Linked DNA regions of Homo sapiens: region 1 is linked to region 2. Evidence: chromatin contacts called from ENCODE Hi-C or POLR2A ChIA-PET data. All regions are on one chromosome and are shown on one strand. The core of a region is the stretch at or near the end of the contact, and the rest is flanking DNA. Distances in the headings are between cores, read along the strand shown.

The links. A loop is a pair of places that touch in the nucleus more often than their neighbours do. ChIA-PET counts read pairs that join two places held with the same protein, here RNA polymerase II (POLR2A). Pooled maps may share reads with other maps.
Region 1: a loop to region 2 is called in a pooled map, with 5 times the contacts of the local background. The contact joins the promoter of ZUP1 here to the enhancer-like site in region 2. A Hi-C loop is called at or near these places in 2 of 37 single-sample maps with no recorded cell type and 2 of 50 pooled maps. POLR2A ChIA-PET finds 5 or more read pairs at or near these places in 1 of 52 experiments (activated B cell).

What each region holds. Positions count from the first base shown.
Region 1 is chr6:116,665,058-116,671,707 of GRCh38, reverse strand. It overlaps ZUP1 (zinc finger containing ubiquitin peptidase 1), which reads left to right and starts at 2,942. Exons shown (of 10, transcript NM_145062.3): 1 at 2,942-3,142; 2 at 4,501-5,074. The coding sequence starts at 4,516. RefSeq lists an enhancer at 2,918-3,107 and a silencer at 3,869-4,018.
Region 2 is chr6:113,629,081-113,635,986 of GRCh38, reverse strand. The region is part of intron 1 of LINC02541 (long intergenic non-protein coding RNA 2541); the gene reads left to right. Among named protein-coding and RNA genes, the nearest start is that of LINC02541, 18 kb to the left of the region's middle. RefSeq lists enhancers at 1,017-1,066, 3,632-3,681, 4,552-4,691, 4,712-5,011. Within about 2 kb of position 3,591, at least 26 of the 41 ENCODE cell types and tissues checked have a DNase peak (open chromatin) inside an H3K27ac peak, as active enhancers do.

The DNA of each region.
Region 1 (6,650 bases), core at 1,693-4,192, 3.0 Mb before region 2:
GACTAAATCCTGATCGCTGTTCTTTGTTCTGAATTTCTTCCTGAGGGGCCTGGAGGAGATCACACCCCTGAGCGAGAGCTAATATTCTTTTCTGCTGATCCCAAATTTTTAGACAAAGCTTTGCCTCCTTAGCAAATCAAACGTCAGAAAATCTTTGAATCCACCTGTAACCTGTGCCCCGAACCACTTCAAGATGTCCAGCCTTTTAAAATCAAACCAACGTATAGCTTCCGTGTATTGATTTATGACGTCGCCTGTAACCTCTGCCTCCTCACCTTTAAAAACTCTTACCTGTAAGCAATGTGGGAGTTCAGGTCTTAAGCATGAGCTACTCAATTCTCCTTCCTTGGTGCCCTACAATAAATGCCTCAACTTTCTCTTGCTGCTATCCCAGTGTCAGTGTTTGGCTGTGCTGTGCTGGGCAAGCAGACCCCAGCTGCTGTGCTGGGCAAGCAGAAACCCATACAAGTCAAGACAGTATGACTTGACTTGGTTTTTGTTGACATCGGTTCTGAGTTAAGTTCGTTATTAATCATTCATCTTTTTTTAGCTTTCAAAGTTTTGTAAAATCTCATTAGCTGTTAGTAGTATTATTTTTATTTTCCTGCTATCATTTTAATAGATTTTGAGAGGCAGAGAAATATAAATTTACATGTTTAATCTTCCATGTTTGTCCACAAATTTCCAGAACGATTTTTTTTTTTGAGACAGGTTCTCATTCTGTCGCCCAGATTGGAGTGCAATGGTGCCATTATGGCTCACTGCAGCCTCAACCTCCTGGGGCTCAGGTGATCCTCCCACCTCAGTCTCCCGAGTAGCTAGAATTACAGGCCACATCACCACGCCCAGCTAATTTTTGTATTTTTTTGGTTGAGACGGGTTTCTCCATGTTGCCCAGGCTGGTCTGGAATTCCTGGGCTCATGCGATCTGCCCGCCTCTGCCTCCCAAAGTGTTGGGATTACAGGCGTGAGCCACCGCGCCTAGCCAATTTTTAAAAACATACTATTTATCATCAGATAACATCACCCTCCTATTTAAATACCTCACTAGTTTTCTACCAGGTCCTACATGATTTGGCCCCTGTCTACAACCCTAACCTCATCTTGTAATCATTTTTCTCCTTACCACATTATGCTCTGGTCAAAAAGTGTTCTTTTTGCTCCAGCCTTAGGCCTTCGTTCTTGTTATTTTATCTGTCTGAAATGCTATTTCCCCTGTTGGTGTAAGGTTTGTTCATCAGCACACTCAACCCTTCATCAAGACCTTTTCTAAACATTCGTATCTCTATAATCCAGTTTTCTTTTCTTTCTTTCTTTCTTTTTTTTTTTTTTTTTTTGAGACTCAGTCTCAAAAATCTATTGCTCTGTCACTCAGGCTGGAGTGTAGTGGCACGATCTCAGCTCGCTGCAACCTACGCCTCCCGGGTTCAAGCAATTCTCCTGCCTCAGCCTCCCGAGTAGCTGGGATTACAGGCACCTGCCACCACGCCCAGCTAATTTTTGTATTTCTAGTAGAGACGGGCTTTCACCATGTTGGCCAGGCTGGTCTTGAACTCCTGACCTCAAATGATCTGCCCGCCTCGGCCTCCCAAAGTGCTGGGATTACATATGTGAGCCACTGAGCCTGGCCAATCCAGTTTTATTTTCTTCATAGCACTTATCATGATCAGTTAATTTACTTTTTATTTCCTCTACCTCACCAGCATGTAAGCCTCAAAAATCCTGAATTTTGTGTATTTTGATTACTGCTGCAGCTCCTGTTGCAAGCAAAACGCCTTTCTAATAGACACTCTTTAAATATTTGTTGAATGAAATAAAGCCTGAATGACAAGATATTTGTGATTTTGGGCTAACATGGTGGCTCACACTTTGGGAGGCCGAGATGGGAGGATCATTTGAGGCCAGGAGTTCGAGGCTGCGGTGAGCTATTTTAGCCACTGTGCTCTGGCCTGGGTGACAGAAAGAGTCCTCCTCTCTAAAAATACATACATACGGCCGGGCACGGTGGCTCACGCTTGTAATCCCAGCACTTTGGGAGGCCGAGGGGGGCGGATCACGAGGTCAGGAGATCGAGACCATCCGGGATAACACGGTGAAACCCCATCTCTACTAAAAATACAAAAAATTAGTCAGACGTGGTGGCGGGCGCCTGTAGTCCCAGCTACTTGGGAGGCTGAGGCAGGAGAATGGCGTGAACCCGGGAGGCGGAGCTTGCAGTGAGCAGAGATGGCACCACTGCACTCCAGCCTGGGCGACAGAGCAAGACTCCGTCTCAAAAAATATATATATATACATACATACATACATACAAACCAAGATATTTGTTATCTTGTAACCTTGAGGAAAGAACCTGGTATCCTTTACCTTCGGTGCATAGCTGGGAGCTTGATACCTAGCAGCATTATAAACCCTTTATTGATACTAAAATAGAGTGCTACTCAGCAGGCCCTAGTGTAGACTGCTATTTGCCCCAGGACCTGCCCTGTGAACTCATTCAGATTAAGTATGAATGACCTCAGAGCCCGGTTTTCTCTCCTAGCAATTGAGTGGCAGGAAACTCGATGGGAGAAGGAAAAACTCGGAAATGGGAGGAATGCAAAAATGACTACATCTCTCAGGAGATCGAGACCATCCTGGCTAACACGGTGAAACCCCGTCTCTACTAAAAATACAAAAAATTAGCCAGGCATGGTGGCGGGCGCCTGTAGTCCCAGCTACTCGGGAGGCTGAGGCAGGAGAATGGCGTGAACCCGGGAGGCGGAGCTTGCAGTGAGCCGAGATCGCGCACTGCCCTCCAGCCTGGGCAGCAGAGCGAGACTCCGTCTCAAAAAAAAAAAAAAAAAAAAAAGACTACATCTCCCAGAATGCACTGCATAGAGACCGGCGTGGAGCGGCGCATTCTGGGATTACTTCTTTTCCGTGGGAGTAAGGAAGTGCTTTTGAATGAGGTACTGAGGGCCAAGGTGTTGGAAGTTCCTAATTCTTTCCTCGGTTAACTGTGAAACTCTGCGTATTGGGAAGGCCTGGCCTCAGTCATCAGGCCAGGAGAGGTACTGGACGCCGCGCACGCACTCGTCTGCCAGCGAGGCCCAAAGGGGAAGCCTAGCGGAGCTCAGTGTGGCAGCTGCTGGCCTCTGGGCCGGTAAGAATTGATGGTCCCCTCCCTTATTCCCCAGGCCCAAAGCTTTGACCCAGTTAGTGCCTGCTAGTTTCGTGTGCCTGGCTTGTGCCTTTGGCGCGGAACGTTTGGGAGACTCGGCCTTGCGGTCTTCTGACCTCACCCACCACGTACCTAGCTTGGCACTGGGTCCTTCATGCCTCTCACTCGCTTCCTCTGAGGCACCTGGGTACTCTCTTGTCTCTTACCCGCTTAATCTGAGTCCATGTCCAAGTTCATCATTCTGTGTCTGACCGTGTCCCAGCCACCGGAAGAGAAGAAACTCCGGGTGTGACATTAATCCCACTGGGGGCTCGGGAGAACTGCCTTCTAAAATCAGAGACTGTATCCATTTGTCTGGAGAGAAATGAAAAAAATAAGGACAATGTAGGGAGGTATTTTAAAGGTAAATTTATTTAAATGAAGTGATAGTGTCATTACTTTTCCTGTTTGATTTTAAATAGTCTTTAGCTGAACGATGACCTGTAGTAGGAAGGTGGTGGCGAAGTGATTGCTTTTTTTAAAATTATTTTTTTAACACTTTTATGTCAGTAGTCAGTACTTTATTTGTCCATAAAATCCAAAAATAACTACCTTTGGATTTTACAGTAGTCTTTGACTGAACCTCAGAGAGATGAGATTCCTTACCCAAAATGATGAATCTGAAATTATTACCCAGTTCTCTTGACTCTGGAATAAGTGCTTTTTTCTACTATACCACTTCTGCTTTTATTCTTGGGGCTGAGAGTACAGGCTGTGGAGCACGACGGGGTTGGCATTTTGGCTTCCACCTTTTTCTGCTTGTGGTGACCTGTCTGAGCCAGAATTTCTTTATGTGTAGAGCGATAATAATAGTACTTAAATTACAATAATAGCACTTAAATAGCACTTGATACATGTAAGACTCTAAGTTTACAGTGTTAAACTCTACTTGTAAGATGTGTTTATTTACCTCCTCAATATAATCAGCTTCAGTATTCAGTATTTAGATATATCAGTTGATAAATAGGTTTCTTCTCTTCATTTTTTTCTTACCTGATTTATCTTACCTGGACAATTTTTTAAACGTTATTTTTTCTCCACCTTGGGCCAGAGACATTTTTTGAAATATTTTATTTTTAAAATTACTTGTATTCATTATTATTGCCTTTTTTTAAAAAAAAATAAATGAAATTTTGGTTGATATTTATAAATAAGTTTTTGTATTTGAGGAACAGTAAGTACATTGAAAACTTCTTCATCAAAATAATCCAGCGTTAAAGACCAAGTAATTGTCTCAAATCATTTTATGAAACACATTTTTTCTTCAAATCTTTGAAACCTAATGTTATGTTCTTTTCTAGCTACTTGTCAATACCATGCTTTCCTGTAATATTTGTGGTGAAACAGTAACCTCAGAACCAGACATGAAAGCTCACCTAATTGTTCACATGGAAAGTGAAATTATATGTCCATTTTGCAAGTTGTCAGGTGTGAATTATGATGAAATGTGTTTTCATATCGAAACAGCTCATTTTGAGCAGAATACACTTGAAAGAAACTTTGAGAGGATAAATACAGTACAATATGGAACTTCAGATAACAAGAAAGACAACACCCTACAGTGTGGAATGGAAGTTAATTCAAGTATTCTTTCAGGTTGTGCATCTAATCATCCAAAAAATTCAGCTCAAAACCTGACTAAAGATAGTACTTTAAAACATGAAGGCTTCTATTCAGAGAACTTAACTGAATCTAGAAAATTCCTGAAAAGTAGGGAAAAACAGTCCAGCCTGACCGAAATAAAAGGATCTGTTTATGAAACAACATACAGTCCTCCTGAATGTCCATTCTGTGGAAAAATAGAGGAGCACAGTGAAGATATGGAAACTCATGTGAAAACAAAGCATGCCAATCTTTTAGACATTCCATTGGAAGGTAAAGTTTTCATTTCATTATAAATTATAAGTTTACAGCCTCAATTTAATATGTGGTATTTTAAAAGTTGGTTTGTAAGTCAGCTTACTACAGATGTGTTTTGAAATCCATTTTATGTCTATAACATTTTTCATTTGCTGTTACTGAAATATAAAAGTACATTATGGAAAAGAATTTTAATGCAGATATAAAATGTTTCAGCTACATTGAGAGTAGTTTTGGAACTTTCTGTCTAGTTTCCAGAGGGTATTCTTTTTATTGTCACTAACCCAGTAGCATCTGGACTGTCCTGGACTCTCTGACTTTGCATTGAGTTCTATTTTGACTCCATTATTCTGTTATGATTGGAGAACAAACTCTCTGTGATATCAGTTCTTTTAAATTTGTTGAGGCCTGTTTTATGGCTCAAGACACGAGCTATCTTGGTCATGTTCTGTGGATACTTGGGAAAAAAAAGTGTATTCTGCTTTGTTGGGTGGAATGTTATATGTATGTCACTAGATCCTGTTGTTTATGTTCAGATTATTTATATCCTTGCTTGTTTTCTATAGTAGTACTGTCTAGTAGTTCTATCAATTTTTGAGAAGGGGTTGTTGAAATCCCTGATTATAATTGTAAATTTATCTATTTTTCCTTTCAGCTCTGTCAGGTTTTGTTTCATGTATTTTGAGACTCTATTGTTGGTGTGTACACATTTAGGATCTTATGTCTTTTTCTTATTGTTGAACTTTAAGAATTTGTGGAGCCAGGTGTTGTGGCTCATGCCTGTAATCCCAGCAAGTTGAGAGTCCGAGGTGGGCAGATCCCTTGAGTCCAGGAGTTCGAGACGATCCTGGGCAATGTGGCAAAAGCTCGTCTCTTCAAAAAAAAAAAAAAAAACCAAAAAACTAGCCAGGCCTAGTGGCTTGCGTCTGTAGCCCCAGCTATTTGGGAGGCTGAAATAGGAGGATCACCTGAGCCTGGGAAGTGGACGCTGCAGTGAGCCATGATCACACTACTGCACTCCGCACTCCACTCTGGGTGACTGAATAAGACCCTGTCTCCAAAAAAAAAAAAAAAAAAAAGAAAAATTTTTCTGTATTTTGGATACAAGTTCTTTTTTGGATGTGTATTTTGCAGATATTTTCTCTTAGTCTGTGGCTTGTCTTTTTATTCTTTTAACAGTGTCTTTCATGAAGTAGAAGTTTTTAATTTTAATGAAGTGCAACTTGACAATTTCTTCTTTCATGGATCATGCTTTTGGTGTGTCTAAAAACTCTTTGCCAACTTCTAGAAGTTTGATAGTTTTGTATTTTACATTTAGATCTGTGATACATTTGAATTACTCTATGTAAAAGGTATGAAGTCAGTGTCTACATTCTTTTTTAATGCATTTCTCTGATTATGAAATCAATCTTTTTTTGTATAGTTATTTTAATTTCCTCTATTATGAACTGCATATTACATTTTTTGTACACTTGAGTTACATGCATTTTTCAACTGTATATTGTCAAATATTTTTTGAGTTTTTTTCAGTTGCTTTTAAAATATATTTTCAATACTAATCCTTCAGCTGTATTCCATAAGATGTTGCTTA
Region 2 (6,906 bases), core at 2,342-4,841:
TTTATATACTGTGGTTTTATCAAATATATATTTAGTCTTCCAAAATATACAAATGTTTGGGCTTTGCAGAAAAAGATGCTTATTTTTCTTTTTCCATTCAGATGTTTTGACATCATGTAGACTCTAATGTTTATGTTTTGTTGTCAAGGTGCAATTAGAACCTTCCAAATTACCATCTAAGGTGTTCAAAGTTTTTTATGCTCACATTAGGTTTGACATTACACATTTATTAGTCACTTCAGTGCTGTTATGATTTTTGTATCATACAAAATTTGATGCCAAAGCCTTTATAGCAGATGTGTTCAACAGGAAAAAACTTTACAAGAAATTTTCATCTATGTTAGTCTCCCATAAATGTACTTCTTCTCGGTACACTTAATCTCTGTCTCCTTCAGCCTCTACCATCAAAATACCTCTGGCAAGGTCATCTCTCCTGCCCTGGAGACATTGTGCTACCCTGCTGATTCTGTAAGGAATTTGGTATTACAGTGTCTGGCCCTGTCCTCAGGCTCTCTGGTTACCTCTTCTCTCCAACTTTGGACCTGTCTTAGCATTCCTTAAATCCATCCAGGTATGGTTGGCTCTTCCTTGGTCCCAGCTGACTCAGTCCCAAGATCCTTCCCCAACATTGCCTCTGGCCTCAGAACCAGCATCTTTGCTCTTGCTTTTTTCACTTCCAACCAGGCATTCTTCTTGCATCAGTCTTTGTTTCCAAGAATTTCTCATTTAGTGTTCATTCTCATGTTCTATGGGAAATACACCTGTATCTTCCAAACTTGTTAACTCCATTTGGTTCTCTCCAATTTTGTAAAGACCCATTTTGTCTGAGAAAACCCTACAGCCTCCCTTGTCCCTTAGATATGATTCATCAATGGAATCTCCCTGCTTTTCCTTGTTTAAGTAAGTGCTAGAGTCTAATGTAACCCCACTGGGAATTTTCATAACTTCTTGTCAACTCTGAGGTTTACAAAATTGTTGAGCTCACTTCCTCATTTCAGTGATTGTGGAACTAACCCAACATAGAACCAAAATTTAGGGTGGCTGTCATTAGAATGATTTCTAAACAAAAGTGTGAATGATGTTGCTTGCCTGTCAGATAATTTATTCACTACTTTCCCCCACCCCAGCATTACCCCCTTAGAAATCAATAGGCTTTCTAAACGGGTTTCTCCCTTTCATCCTTCCTTCTCTGCCACACCCCCATCACCAACATTTCAGATCCTCTTAGCACATTTATTAGTCCATGAGGCCTCTTCCTGAAGGTCACACTAAGTGTTAATAGTGGTTTAGTGAGTTTCCCCAACCCACTAGGAATCTTTAGAAAAGCAAACAAATACACTTTTAAATGGGAAGTGAATTGAGTGGGGAGTGTACGCTCTTCAAGTAGGGGAATTTTGTGATTTGGGGCATGTAGGTGTAGAGTGAGTGTGAGAGGTTTAGTGCTTTCCTGTACCCATTTAACACCCGGACCCAGGCCCATATTTCTTTCACTGATTGTGCCAGACGTTTTATGTGTTCTTCCAACAGTACCAGTACTGAGTAATAGTACTCAAGTTTATCTAGAAACTCAAGTTATCACCATGTCCAAGTAAAAGAACCATCATCTCTGTTCAGCCTTGTCTCTCTTCTGTGGAATCTTCCCCATGTTGCATAACTATCTTGGAGGGAGACATGTTCTCTCCCATTTATATAACCTTGTTCTCTTCTAGAGAAACAGCTCTGTGTTAAAGACACTTGAGGGAAAATGGCATTACTGATGAGATGATATTTAGTTGTCCCTTCAGAGCCAAAGGGCAGTGATTCAAAAACATTTAGGGAAATAGAAGTAACTCTTTGTAAGCTAACCAAACAGTGACCTGAACTCTTTTACCTTGTGATTTCTTATGAGTGCTTAGTTTAGTCGCCTGAAGATCAATCTTGAAATTAACAGGCTATTTTGGATTATAACAAGATTATTTAGAGACTCAAACATTCCAGAGTTCCTTTAGTAGATGACTTCTATCATGACAAGCAAGCTAAAAGGTCAGTGGTCCCAAAGTGGGGTGCACATGATCTATTGAGGTACAGAAAAAGAGAATAATAAAAATATATAAATGTATCATTATTAATAAATATAATCTTTAAAAAGATGAATTTTTATGAATGATTTATATTATTCACAATAAATTAATAATGATTATGTCATTCATAAATAAAAACATAGATATATGGTAGTACATGCTTAAATTTTATTTAAACTAGTAAGAAGGTGGGATCAAATACAGTGAAAGTCTAATGGTTAGGTAACACTTTGGCTGTAATACCCTCTTCCCTCTAATCAATGCAGTATAATAAAGACAGGTTCTAATATCTCCTCCTGAAACTGGGAGGAATTTTAAACATTCTCCCTTCTACATCATCAGAACAATATAGTTTTACTTTCACTACCTTTAAAAACATTAAGGAAAGTAGAGAACAATATTCAGATTAGTTATAAGATCAATTTTCCTATCTCCTTCTATAAGTTTCTAGGATTTTGTATATTTGGTGTGTAACATACTAACTATGTTGTATTTTTCTGTGCTTTTAGTCACAAAAAGATCCTTGCTTAAAACAAACATTTTCTAAAGACATCAAAGGCCATGTAGAAAAACATAATATAAAAAGTATTTGCAAGCTGGGTGTGGTAGCTCCCATGTCTGTAATCCTAGCACTTTGGGAGGCAGAGGTGGGAGGATCACTGCTCCTCACCCACCTACAGGTGGCTCCCATGCTTGTAATCCCAACACTTTGGGAGGCAGAGGTGGGAGGATCGCTTGAGCCCAGGAGTTTGAGACCAGCCTGAGTAACATAGTGAGACCCTGACTCAAAAATTAGCTGGGCATGGCGGCTCATGCCTGTAGTGCTAGCTATTTGGTCTTGAACTCCTGGCTTCAAGCAATCCTCCCACCTCAGACTCCCAAAGTGCTGGGATTACAGGCATGAGCCACCACACCTGCCCTATCCTACCTATTTGGGAGGCCAAGGTGGGAGGATTGCTTGAGCCTGAAAGGTCGAGGCTTCAGTGAGCCATTATTGTGCCACTGCACTCTAGCCTGCATGGCAGAGCAAGATCCTGTATCAAAAAAAAAAAAAAAAAAAAAGAATTTACAGTTGTGTGCCATAGCTTATTAGCAACAGTAGAGAAATTATAGCACAATATTTGCTGATACCACAAGGGAACACATATTTGTGGTGTCTATCTTTCATGTGTTTTTATTTTAGGAAATGAATGCTGATGTTAGGCAACTTAATCCCTTCCTTGTGACTTTTGCTCCTATTTCCAAGCTGGGTATCTCTTACACAGGCATTAACAAGTAGGTTGACTGTCGGGACAAGCCCAGGGATGGCATTGTTTCTATTTGCTGATAAATGACTCTGGGGCTGTGAAGACTCAGACCCAAGGAGTGACTCAGAAAGTCAGGGGCCCATGTCATTCTGCTCTGGGTTCAGACGTGCACTGCAGCAGCACCGGGACTTGACAGCCCTACGGCTCGATCAGCTTTCTGTTTTCATTGCCTTACGATGCCATGAGTGGAACTATTGTCAAATCAGAGTTCACTCCCCAGCTTTTCAGTCTTTCCCCTAATTCTTGCTCTATCAGAGGTCGAGGACAACAGTATAATGATTCATAGGTTCTACTTCCTGGCAAGTAATCATTTTCCCACGGTGAGTAATGATTTATGCTGAGAGGGGTAAAGAATTGTGATTTGCTTTTTTCTGTGTGGCCTTTCTGCTGACAGAGGGTTGGCTAGGAATACTTTTTTTTTCCATTTGTAAGGCCATCTAGAAAATGTTTTAAAGCATTTTAATTTTTTAAACATAGGCTCTTTAAATATATATATTATTCATAGAGAACTGGAATAATCCCCTCATATACTTTGTTAAAAAACAAAGACAATTTTGAAATTTCCTTTTTTATGTTGGCATGTGAGGACTCGGTGTGCCTCATAGAAGTCAAGAGCTGTAGAGGCCCACTACAACCCCACTTTTTAGATGGGAACACTGAGACCTGGAGAAGTTACTTGAGTTGTCCATTTCCACAGAACTGGCTAGTGACAGAGACAGATTGAAGCTTAAATTAGCTCATCATAGGCTATGATTTTATCTAACTTTAGGCTTACTTGTACCATGTCATAAGGGGAAATCTAGGTTTAAAGAAGTCCATGACTTTCACAGTGAACCACATGAATTAATGACAGAAGGGCCAAGGCAGAAGCATAGTAATTGGTATCGGATGGACCTTGGCTTGAATCGTGGCCCTGGAACTGGATGATGTTGGCTAATTTACTTAATTTATCTGAGTATGTTTTCTCACTTTACAGATGAGAATGGGGATAATAATGTCAATTTCATATCATCTGATGTAAGAGTAAGAGATAAGGCATGCAAGGCTCCTGACACATGGTAGGCTTTCAATAAACAGAAGCTCTAATTATTTTTTAAAACTAAGCGACACCTGTCCTTGCTCTCTGGGTTTCCTTTTCAAAGCAGCCCTAGTTATACTTCGCACTATCTTAGAACTTTGCTTTGTCAGACTCAACAGTTAGTTTTCTCAAGCCACTACTGAAATTTTTCCCTTAGTACTCTGCATCTGAGTTGTCTCATTTCCTGGAGGCCCTGTCACAGGCCAGTAGGCTGTTACAGAACATGATCTGAAACCTCACTGGCAAGGGAAGTCCCCTTCAAAAGAGGCATTTTTTTCCCCTTCTGGAGTTTCACGCTTCTCTTTCAGATTATGTAGGCAACCCCTCAACCGGAGGACACAGATGAAGGTCCTGCCCCGATTGTCCTGTGGACAGTGTGGGTGCAGTGGGGAGGCTGAGGGTCTGGGCATATTTGCCCCATATGTCGTCACTGCCACCATTTCTGCCTCTGTACCTCCATGTCCTTTCAGCTTCCCCACAAATGGCCTTTGTTTTTTTTTTTCTCTTCCCTTTGGTCTCCCCCTCCCACCTCACCAGGACCAACTCTTGAAACACCCAGTGGGAAATTTAGAGGAGTCTGTGATACGTGGGGGAGTATTGGAGCTTTGCATTTCTGTGTTTTCTTACTTCCTTTAGAGCTCACAGGGATTTCCTAAGCAGTCTCTTCTGTGCCCAGTGGCCAAGACTGGCTCCCTCCCCCTGTGATGGGGAATTGCCACCTAGGTGCAGGTGGTTCTTCTTTTACTTCTTCTTTTCTAAAAAACACAGTTACAAAAATATACACCTTATGTTCAGGTCTTGCAATGAAAAAAATTGCTCTAGTGATTTTTGTAGTATTTTTTCTATAACTGAAATGCTATTTACATATCATGATAAGAGATAGTCCATTTCATTAAATGGGCTCATTCCTTTAATTGAAGTGTGTGTGTGTGTGTGTGTGTGTTTATTGGCATACTTTCTAGATATTTTGTCACCAGGGAATTTCCCACTTGAGTATATGTTGTAACATAAGTGAATAGTCTGCAATATTTTTTTTGAGACAGAGCCTTGCTATGTTGCCTAGGCTGCAATATTTTTTAAACATTAATATTTACATAGAGATTTGTACTAAGTGTTTTGAAAATCCTTTAAATCACATTAAATATCATAAAAGAGATTTTTCATAATTAGAAAATATAGCCTCAATCCCATCCTTTTATTGTAATGATTGGTTTCATTTTCATATATTAACTTTCATTTTTTATTCATGTATTATAGTTTCATTAGGGTAGGGTCTAAAATTTGTGCTATCAAAATGAAACTAGCTATTGCTTCACGTTTACTGCAATAAGCCCACCTGCTTTTCTGATTTTGTGTGCACTGTCCTCTGTGAACTGTAATGGACCAAGTAACTATGAAACCAACATCTTCTTCCCTAGAGGATGGTCCCCTGGGAAGCCCCTGGATCAAGCTCCAATTCTGGCAGCTTCTCTTTCTTTTAAGAACAACAGATAAAGTTCCAGCATGGCTTATTTTATTTATTCCACCAATATGTATTCAGAGTGTACTAAATATTGAATGCTACTATGTTAATTGGGGACACAGGATGTATAATCACTTTGACATATTGAATATGGAGGGAAAACACAGGGAGGAAACTATTTTGGTGCTTTTGTGATTCTGTAAGTGGCTCAGAGTCAATTAGAGGAAAACATGATCTCTGTTTTTGGGTTCTGCAAGGTTGGAAGAAGTGGATGTGGAGATAAAGTAAAATGAGGGGCATGGTAAACTGTGGCCTGGTGGTGGGGTGGAGTTTGTATTTCAGGATACATAAAGTAATGAGCCCTATGATTAATAAAGCTAAGTTGAATACCTAACCCATGGGTTGGATAGCTTAGTATCTGGGACAATAAACTAGGAGTTTTGTTTATTTGTTGGTGAGTGGGGGAGGTGGGTATGGGAGATTTAAACTGAATTAGCAGGATTGAATCTCACTGAAAAGGAGGGAAAGAAAATTCTAACAGATTTCAGGAAGACAGAACTTTATTGCTTATGTAACCAAAAAGTCCCAGGCTGGAATTGACCTCAATTTTAGCTGAAATTAACTCTTTCAACAAAAGTTCTGTAAGTTTGCCTTTTTTCAGCTTTTGACTTAGCTTTCTTCCTTATTCTATTTTAGGCAGCCTTCCTCACATGATGGCAAAGATGGCTATAAACATTTATGGCTTAAATTCTACAAGTTTTGAAGCTTTGTTGGGAAGTATATGTCCTTTTTGCTTTGTTTGGCCCAGCTTGGCCAGTCTCAATCCATATGGTTTGGATGGGGGCTAATCTTGGAGGCAGGTGGTGGGATTGGCCCTTATCCAAACCATATCAATTGAGAATGGCAAATGGTACTTCTTCAAGGGGAAGGAATGTGTTGTGTTATCAGGAGAGGCGTGCTGGGTAGGTGAAAACCAAGAATGACCACAATGCAGATCCC